2 separate regions of the Homo sapiens genome follow, and region 2 is linked to region 1. Evidence: chromatin loops called from intact Hi-C (ENCODE). Cell type or tissue: endothelial cell of umbilical vein. All regions are shown on one strand. Each heading gives the region's core, and the rest is flanking DNA. Links, peaks and the distances in the headings are about the cores only.

Evidence for each region. A loop is a pair of places that touch in the nucleus more often than their neighbours do. Peaks named below come from ENCODE experiments on the same cell type or tissue, not always from the same donor. Only the 100,000 strongest peaks of a DNase experiment are listed, where the experiment ranks them.
Region 2: it touches region 1 in a loop (1.8-fold over the local background); 2 of 110 quality-filtered maps call a loop at or near these places.

The regions. Positions count from the first base shown.
Region 1 is chr9:136,155,187-136,159,563 of GRCh38, forward strand. No RefSeq gene overlaps it. Among named protein-coding and RNA genes, the nearest start is that of TMEM250, 38 kb to the left of the region's middle. RefSeq lists an enhancer at 1,327-1,827. In endothelial cell of umbilical vein, for the core only: no CTCF peak of the experiment used is centred there; a DNase peak (open chromatin) is centred at 2,505; H3K27ac peaks cover 1,237 bases; H3K27me3 peaks cover 52 bases.
Region 2 is chr9:136,202,976-136,207,352 of GRCh38, forward strand. LHX3 (LIM homeobox 3) reads right to left here and starts at 2,153. Exons shown (of 6, transcript NM_178138.6): 1 at 1,959-2,153. The coding sequence starts at 2,037. QSOX2 (quiescin sulfhydryl oxidase 2) reads right to left here. Exons shown (of 12, transcript NM_181701.4): 12 at 3,358-4,377. In endothelial cell of umbilical vein, for the core only: no CTCF peak of the experiment used is centred there; no DNase peak of the experiment used is centred there; H3K27me3 peaks cover 1,309 bases.

The DNA of each region.
Region 1 (4,377 bases), core at 196-4,195:
GTGAGAAAAGGCTGGTTCAAAAACAGAATCTATAGGATGTCCTTGGTGTGCAAAGAACGAGTGTGGCAGAAAATGTGGGAGAGCAGCTGCCAGGATCCATGGATGGACGGGGAAGGGGTCGCTGTGTTTCTTCAACTTTTCTATATTTTGCAGATTTGGGATGATGAGCGCGTCTGACTCTGATAACCAGGGAAAAGTGGAAAATGAAATGGAAGTGGCCAGCAGTCAACAATCCATCAGTTTCCTCAACTGCTCTTTTAAACACGGGTGACCACACAGCCCAGAAACTCCCTTCCAGGGACTACCCGAGAGATTGAAGGCAGGCCCCACAGAGACGCGCCCAGCTCCTGCTCCTCAAACTGCTCCGTTAAACACGGGGTGACCACACAGCCCCGAGAGAATGAAGGCAGGCCCCACAGAGACACGCCCAGCTCACGGTCACAGCAGCATCATTTACAGCAGCCAAAAGGTGGAAACAGCCCAGGTGTCCTCCGGCAGACGGGTGGATTAACAAGCGGTCTAACTGCGCCATGGGGTATAATTTAGGCTTAAAAAGGACGCAGCGCTGACACACGGGAAAACACGGCGAGCCTGGGAGCGTCAGGCCGAGGGCAAGAAGCCAGGCACAAAGACCACGTTATGGGATTCCATTCACAGGCAGAGCCTAGAACAGAGACACCTGTAGGGACGGATAGTAGATTCAAGGTTGCCAGGGCTGGCGTGGGGGGCTGGGGAGGTGACTGAGGACATAGGCTTTCTTTTTTTTTGAGATGGAGTCTTGCTCTGTCACCCAGGCTGGAGTGCAGTGGTGTAATCTGGGCTCATTGCAACCTCTGCTTCCCATGTTCAAGCGATTCTCCTGCCTCAGCCTCCTGAGTAGCCGGGATTACAGGCACCTGCCACCACACCTGACTAATTTTGTATTTTTAGTAGAGATGGGGTTTCTCCATGTTGGTCAGGCTGGTCTCGAACTCCCGACCTCAGGTGATCCGCCCACCTCGGCCTCCCACACTGCTGGGATTACAGGTGTGAGCCGCCACACCTGGCAGCCTTTCTTTTTGAGGTGATGAAAATGTTCTAAGATGGACTGTGCTGACGGCTGCACAGCTCTGCGAATACACAAAACACCCCACTGTTCTCGCATATTCTGAACGGTACACTGCAGGTGAGTGACTTGTACAATATGTGAATTACATCTCAATAAAGCTATTGTTCGAAAAAGCAGCAGCCCCAGCAAACAGTGAATCGGGGCAGCAGAGGATGGAGCCCTCTCCTCCTCCTGGGGGGACAGATGGCGCGGCCCCCCGGGGTTCGGCACCCTTGTCTGGTGCCCTGTGCTGTGGGGCTCCAGGAGCCCGCCGGGCGGCCATCGCCGGGGTGACGGCTGAAAGGCGGGATTGAAAGCCTTGGAGGGGCCTCCGTGGGTTGAGGTCAATAAATCTCGCCGGCTGTGCGGCCTCCCGCCCGCTCTGTTCAGCAATCTGTCCGGCTGCCTTTCACCAGCCCAGTGGCTCCCATTACCTCGGGGGAAGAGCCACAAATCACCGTGACAGACCAATCAACAGGCCGGGGAATTTTTACACACGCTGCCTCTTGAAGGATGAGTCCCCCTCAGCAGAGCATCAGAATAAATCTCCTCAAAAACTTTCCCCTGAGCCCACCTCCCCCCGGGGCCCCGAGTGGCTGGTGGCCTCCCCCGAACTCACCAGGGCCAAGCCCACCTGCGTCCCTTCCGGCTGGCGGGGCTGGGACCCTCTGCCGCCGTCCCCACTGGACGCCTCCCTGTGTCCCAGGAGGCCGACTCTGAGCTGGGGGTGGTCTGGGGGCCACCAGGGCTGGCTCTGACCAAGTCCACCCCGAGCTGTCCAGCCACGTCCCTGCCGGGACACTGCTGGCCCCTTAGTCCCCCATTCAATGTTGTTGGGCCCTCCCAGCAGGGCCGGAACACCTCATTTCAGCAGGAAGAAAGAAAGCTTTATAAAATAATTCATAGGAAACTTAAAACACTCAGACACCAAGAAATTGCAAATGGGGAAATATGATGGATTATGGGCTGGAGGAAGGCGACTTCCGCAGGCAAAATTGATCCCTTGGAAAATGGTTTTGTCTGCTATGAAAAATGGGTAATATCTCGCTGGGGCTCAAGAGCTATAATCCCGAAAATAATTTGCTTTTGATTTCCTTTTAGCCCCTGTTCTCCCCCCAACCCGTCCCCATTTAGGAGCCCTGGGCCTGCTCGTGGTGGGGGCCCCCTCTTTGTCAGGGCACCTGCTGGGGGCTCCCCCACTTGGTATTGGCTGGTCTACTTAGAGAGAGTCTTTTCTCAACTGATGGCTGACGGGGGTCGGCTCCCAGCGTGGCCGCCTCCCATGCCCCCAGCCCTCCTCTCTTCAAGAATTCCCAATTAGCTTGTCCCTTATCAGGGACTTTTTAAAAACCAAGCATCCAAGAAAAACATCGCATCATCTCTCAGCTGGGCTTGCAGGAAACCGTATCATTTCCTCCCCACCAGATATGCCGAGCAATGTTTCAATCAGAGATTCATGTCAGTACAACAGAACCAGAGAGGGGCATCCCAACCCCTCACCCTACAGAGGGGGGAGCTGGGGCCAGAGGGGAGGGTCTCTCCAGTCAGAAGTGGAGCTGAACCCAGGGTGGGCTTGGCTTTGGTGGAAGGTGTGGACACAAGCCCAGGACTCCAGCCACTGTGGAGAGGGTGGGGACAGAGCTATGAGCTCCGAGGGCCGAGGCCAGGTCAGAGCTCCTTCCTCTGAGGCCAGCCCTGCCGGGGGCTTTCACGACACCCAGACACTCTGCTCCTCCCCAGGCCTACTAAGTTGGGGTTTCCAGGGCAAGGGCAGGAGGCAGCCGTCCCACGTGGGAGAGGTCGTGCCTCCCAGTGCCTGGAGCTTTCTGCAGGTACAATGCTGCCCCTTCAACCCGTGAGCCACCAAAGGTCTCCCTGGGAGCAACGTCCCCAGCGGCTCCAGGTGGCTCCACGGGGTCCCACCTGCCGGGAGTCTCTGCAGTTCCCCTGTGGGCTGCAGCCTTCAGGGCCCTGTGGCAGCCCCGGGGACACTGGCAGGGCCACAGGGCCACTCGTGGACAAAAGACCTTGGGAGCAAGGGTACAGAGTGCTGTCCCCTGAGGTTGCTTTGTTCCTGTGGCAGCTGCCAGGTTTTCCAGGGATGTGGCTCCTGTAGCAGGAGCCCCAAGTGAGGGGTGCTGGGCCCAGGCTTCCAGGAAGAGAGGCCTGGAGGTGGCTGCTCAGCATCTCCTCATGGCCCAGGGACCTTTCCCTCCAGGGTCTGTTTCTTGAGGGTCACTGCGTGTCTCCAGCAGCATTGTCCTGTGGCCCCAGGGAGGAAAGCATGGGTGACCTGCCATGGGGAAGGCGTTTCCTGGAGGAAGAAAGGGCCAGAGATGCTGGGTGGCCACCCTGTGATGGGTGAGGGCCAGGCCTCATGCCTCACTGCTGGCTGCTCTGCTGCTGTGTCCCTGCAGGGTGACACAGGCACACCTTGCTCTGGGCCAGATAACTCCAGGAAAAGCCTCCATCTGTCAGAGCAGGTGCATGCAGCCCTGTGGGAGAAGCACAGCCAGGGACTCAACCCATTTCTTTCTGCTTGTGCAGCCGGGAAGTAGGGCTGTCCCGTCCCTTACCTGTGAGGCCGTTGAACACTGGCCTCCTTGGGCGTTTGTGCATTCACTCCCTAACCAAGTACCCTGACAAAGCTGAATGCATACATTTGTCTTGGAGCCTTCTGGAAAGAGATGATAAACCTCCCAAAGTTCACCCATCAAGGTCAGCACAAGTGATGTCCTGAACCTTAAGCTCCAGTCAAGCTTGGCAATGCATTTGTTAATTGATTGATTGATTGGTTGATTGACATGAAACTTCCTGATCCCTTTCCCAAAGCTGCCTGTTACATAGCACCGGTGATCCCCCACCCTCACCCCATGCACCGCAGCAGCCGGTCCTAATCCAGCCATCACCAAAACGTGTGCATGAGAGAAGGTATGGAATGGCTTCCCTACCATTTACCCACTGGCCTCTCCCAGAAGACCATCAATGGCCAAGGGCTCTGTGATTCAAGGCCGATCAGCTCTGTAATGAAATGTACCTCCCTTGGTGTATTTCAGGGACATTTGCACACCTGGGCTGGCAGGGACATGGCCACCGTGAGGAGATCTATTTCCCTTGCCTTGCAGACGATGGACCGGGCCCGTCTGTAGAGCCGTGGTGGAGCTGGCCACACGCACACGCAGGCCTATTTTTCAAACAATTGATTAATTCCGCAGCGATGTTTGCTGCCGTACATCACCTATGGCCGCACTGTGGGGCTTTCCGGTTCTCCTCCCACCTGTAATATTCCA
Region 2 (4,377 bases), core at 213-4,212, 48 kb after region 1:
GTGCTAGCAGCAGGTCGCCTCCCGCCGACTCCCGGGCCGGGCCCAGCTCCCCGCGCGCCTCCATGGGTCCCGCCGCCCGGCGTCGCCACTCTCCAGTCCCGAACTTTCCCGGGCCCAGCGACGCCACCCCGCAATAGCCCCGAACCGGCGTCCAAGCGACTCCGGGTGCTGCTGGGCGCTGCGCCCGCGGGCCGCCCTGGGGCCCGGAGCCTCTGGCCGAGCGGAGGGCGGAGCGGCCGGGGGGCGGGGCCGCGGGGCGGGGCGGGGCCGGGGGTCGCGGAGACCAGCCCGGGCCACTGCGGACTCTGAGCGCCTTTGCGCCGGGACCTGCGGTGCCCAGAGGCCGCCCCGCGTGCCCGGCCCGAGGGCGGGCACCGGTAAGGGAGGGCCCAGGTCAGGGCTTCCCGCCAGCGTTCGTCCCGGCCCCGCAGCTTCCTGCGCCGGAGCGGCCCAGAGGCAGAGGCCTGAGCTGGAGCACACGCCAGGAGGGCTAAGGTTCCCGGGAGAGGGGTCGAGAAGGCAGCAGGGTCCTCCCGCCGCTGAGGTTTGGCCTCGGGAGCAGCAGATGGTCGGCGGGAGCTCAACCCGAAACGCAGAAGGGGTGAGTGTGGCGCCGAGGGCTGCGTACCGGAACCGCAAGGTGCCGGACCGATCCCAGATGCTAACAGGCTTCTGGGCTCCACCCCTGGAACTGCGGCCCCGGACGGCTCAGGGAGGAAGGGCAATCCTTGAGAGAGAACAGGCTCTGTGTCCTGGACACGCAGCCAAGACCTCGGGTCGTGAGGGGCCGAGCTGGGGAAGCCCCAGGGCACACCTTCCATTTCCAGCCCCCAGCACTCCGGCTCCATTGGAACACGGTCCCTTACCTGATATTTCAGCCTCTTGCCCCAGTCCACACAGGTGAGCTCTCCAGAACCCACCTGTCCTTGCAGGCAGAGGGACGCACCCACCCCTGCCCAGAGGGCCCTGGGCCAGCACCAGCCCTGGGCAGCCACCCGGGGAAGAACACAGCAGTGGGTGGCCCTCGGCAGCACAGGACTTGGCAAAGGCAGGGGTGCCCTGGCAGTGCGCAGAAACACACAGGAAGGGTTGGGGGACCAGGGGCTGATGCCATCCTGCAGGTCCCTCTCCCTGTGGGTCTCACAGCAATACTCTGTCCACTCTGCCTATGGCTTCTGGACTGTGAGCTTTAAGGGCCCAGGCCCAGAAGGATGGGCACAAGAAACCACAGTCCCTCCCTCCTAGCTCCCAGCAGGTCCGATGTGTCCGTTTTGAGCAGTGGCCCATGCAGCCAGCTTTCTGCCCCTTCACTTTGCACAGCACTTGTTACCCAAGAAGGGCCAGGGCAAGGACACGCGGGTGCAAAGCCGAGTGTGTGCGGGCTGTGCTGGGTGCAGGTGGCTGAGTGTCAGCTGCTGCCGAAGCGATCAGGGGTCGTGTGTGGCAGGACTGGGGAAGGGGCGGCGGCAGGTTAAGGAGGCGGCCCACCCTGCTGGCATCTGGCCAGCCCTCCAACAATGCCTCCATTATTTCCCAGCGTCCGTGGTGATGGAATGGCCCTTGGGGAGGGTGGTTCAGGCGGGAGACACAGGCTTGGGTCCCCTGCTGTGGGGTCCAGAGACCTGGGCCGGGCTGTGTGCAAGAGCTGACGGGCACTGGTCACCGGGGGAACCTAGCACCCCTTGGTCGGCCCCATCGCCCCCCAGCTGTGCCTGCGATGCCCCCTTTTTTTCTAGGGGCCTCCACTCCAACCGCTGTCCCGCACTCTTGCAGGCCAGCGTCAGGCCCTCCCCGCCACCCTGGGATCTGGAAACTCACTCTCTGCAGTTTCCATCTCTGTGTCCCGCCTGCAGAGCGGCGGGACTTTCTTTGCCTGGCCGCTGGCCCTGCACGCACCCCCTTCCTCGCGCCTCTGCCGCCCTTGCCGTTTCTGTCCTCAGTGTCCTGCTGGGGCTTACCCCGAGTCCCGCCCAAGGTGCAGACGGCGGCGGCCCCGGGCCTCGCTCGGTCGCGCTCGAGCCCCGTTTCCAGCAGCATCGCGGCCACCAGGCCGAGTGGCGCGAGACGCGCTCCTCCTAGGTCAGCGTCCCCTGGAGGGTTCGGGGCTCCCAAGTCCCGCCGCGTCGTGCGGGGCAGGGAGCCCGGGAGCCACTGGGCCTGGCGCTGTCCGCGGTGCTGAAGGAGGCGCCCGCTGCCCGCCCCGCCCGCGCGCCCGCCCACCTCCCGGGGCCCCTCTCGTCGCCCCGGTCCCCACCCCCGCCTCTGCCCCGTGTCGGGCGCGCCTCCCTCCCTGGCTGGGTTGGGCCGCACTCAAGGCAGCCCCCGCCCTCACCCCTCTGAGACCCAGGGTGGCCGTGCCCGCTCCTCCCTAAGCTCCAGGCCCTGCTGAGGCGCTGGGATTCGCCGAGTTTCGCAGCAAGCGGGTCGTCCAGCCGCAGGGCAGGAGGACACTGACCCTACCCTTCTGGCGTGCAGCCTCTGGAAGGCAGTGCCCAGGCCGTGCCCCGGGGCAGCCCCATGCGTGATCAACTCCAGCCCAGGGCTCACTGGGGCACTCTCCTGCAGGTGTTTTGCTGGTCAGGGAACTTTCCACTCTTAACCTCCTTGAACTCAACCCCCAACTTCTGGGAGGAGCTCAGCCCGCACCCCTCCGGGCTGCCAGGAGGAGAGGCACCTGCAGTCCCCTGTAACAAAAGCACTGCTGAGGACTCAAGACCTTGGGCATAGGCAGGGCCTGAAGGAATCGCCCAGTACACACCCAGGCTGGTGTCTGCTCGGTGCCTGACGAGTGACTGAGTTACTGCCAGCCTCTGCACAGCCTGGCCAGGGAGGTGCCAACCGGCTTCCTCCACAGCCACAGGCAAGACTGTTGACCACTGCCCTGCCCCCACTGGCACAGCAAAAGTAGGGGAGGGGCAGAAGACAACACGGGGTCAAGGGCACCCCACAGAACACCACAAACAGCCTTAGCAGGACACTCACACCCAGGAAGCAGAGGGATGGCCACTCAAGCAAGCTGGGGGTCCTCTGAGGTGCCCTCAGGCTGGGCTGCCGCGCGTGCTCTTTGAAGTGTGTAGCTGACATGCATCTCAGCTGCCCTTTAACCTGTGTAAAATCAAGGGTCTTGTCCTGTGAGTCTCGTCCAGATCAGCTCCAGGGAGATGATCTATCACTGCTTTCCATCTTCTACTTTCCATCCGACCCTTGGGCTGTGTCCCAAAAGCCAATGATTCGATAGGAGAAACTCTAGGATTTCAGATGTCCAGTACGTGAACAAAAGAGGGGTCCATTCTGCACCCACCGCCTCTACCACAACTCCCACTGGTAGAGCTGGTTCACATTTCAAAAGAATCACCATTTTTTCAAATGTCAGATTTCTTTATTAAAATGTGCACATTATAGTTTACTTAAATACAAAATGTTCACTTTCCTTGCAGGTAAGAAATTTCACTGACATTTCCATGTCAATTAGCTTCTTTTTAATAAAAATCCTTCCACTGAAAATAAATAAGCATTTAAATTACTGAACTATTATATTCATTAGTCTCAATACCTCTTAAAATACTTAAAACTTTAGAAAATAGACTCTAAACATTGCCTAAAGGTGGCATCCAGCTCTGAGCAGGCCACACAAGGTGTGTCTGAGTATGGCCATATGACTCCTGGGGCCACCTCCACGACGGCCCAGCCCCACCGACGCTCTGCTGAAAATCCTGCCCCTCAGCAGGACGCAAGCTTGTTCCCCAAATAGTGGTGACCTCAAACTGCAATATGATGAAACCTGCAGCCAACACTGCCCTCCACAAGGGTTTCTGGAAAGGCTGAAGCTGGAGACGGTAAACCACAACACCGTCCCAGGTCACTCCAGGTCACCCCAGCTAAAGACATTCAACACCAGCCAAAAGGCTAAAGTTTAGTTTGAAGGGTTCAAAGGCAAATACACTGAAACCCACGTGTAAACCTGCCTGGTTTTCAAACTGGAAGAGAAACACTTTGGTGTCTTCAATAACCCAGGCCTGCACTGGATGAAGCAATGAAGGCAAGGTCACGGCTGCTAAAGCACAGAGGGGTTAAAAAGTGTGAAACCAGAAGCAACTCTCGAGTGAGACACGAAGCAGCAGGCTGACGCACCAGACACCGCTCCCACCAGACACCTCTCCCGCCAGCTGCAGGGCCCTGGGCAGCGTTCTCAGCCCAGCCATTCTGTGACAGTTGTTGAAAGAATCAGCTGTTGCCTTTTTTTCTCAAGCGACAACAATCACATCAATATTACATGGTCTTATGAATACATCCATGTCATCAACTTGTTAGTAAACACATGATTATACAACATAAAGTAGGCAAAGCGGAAAAAATATCTACAACCGTCAAAGTCTC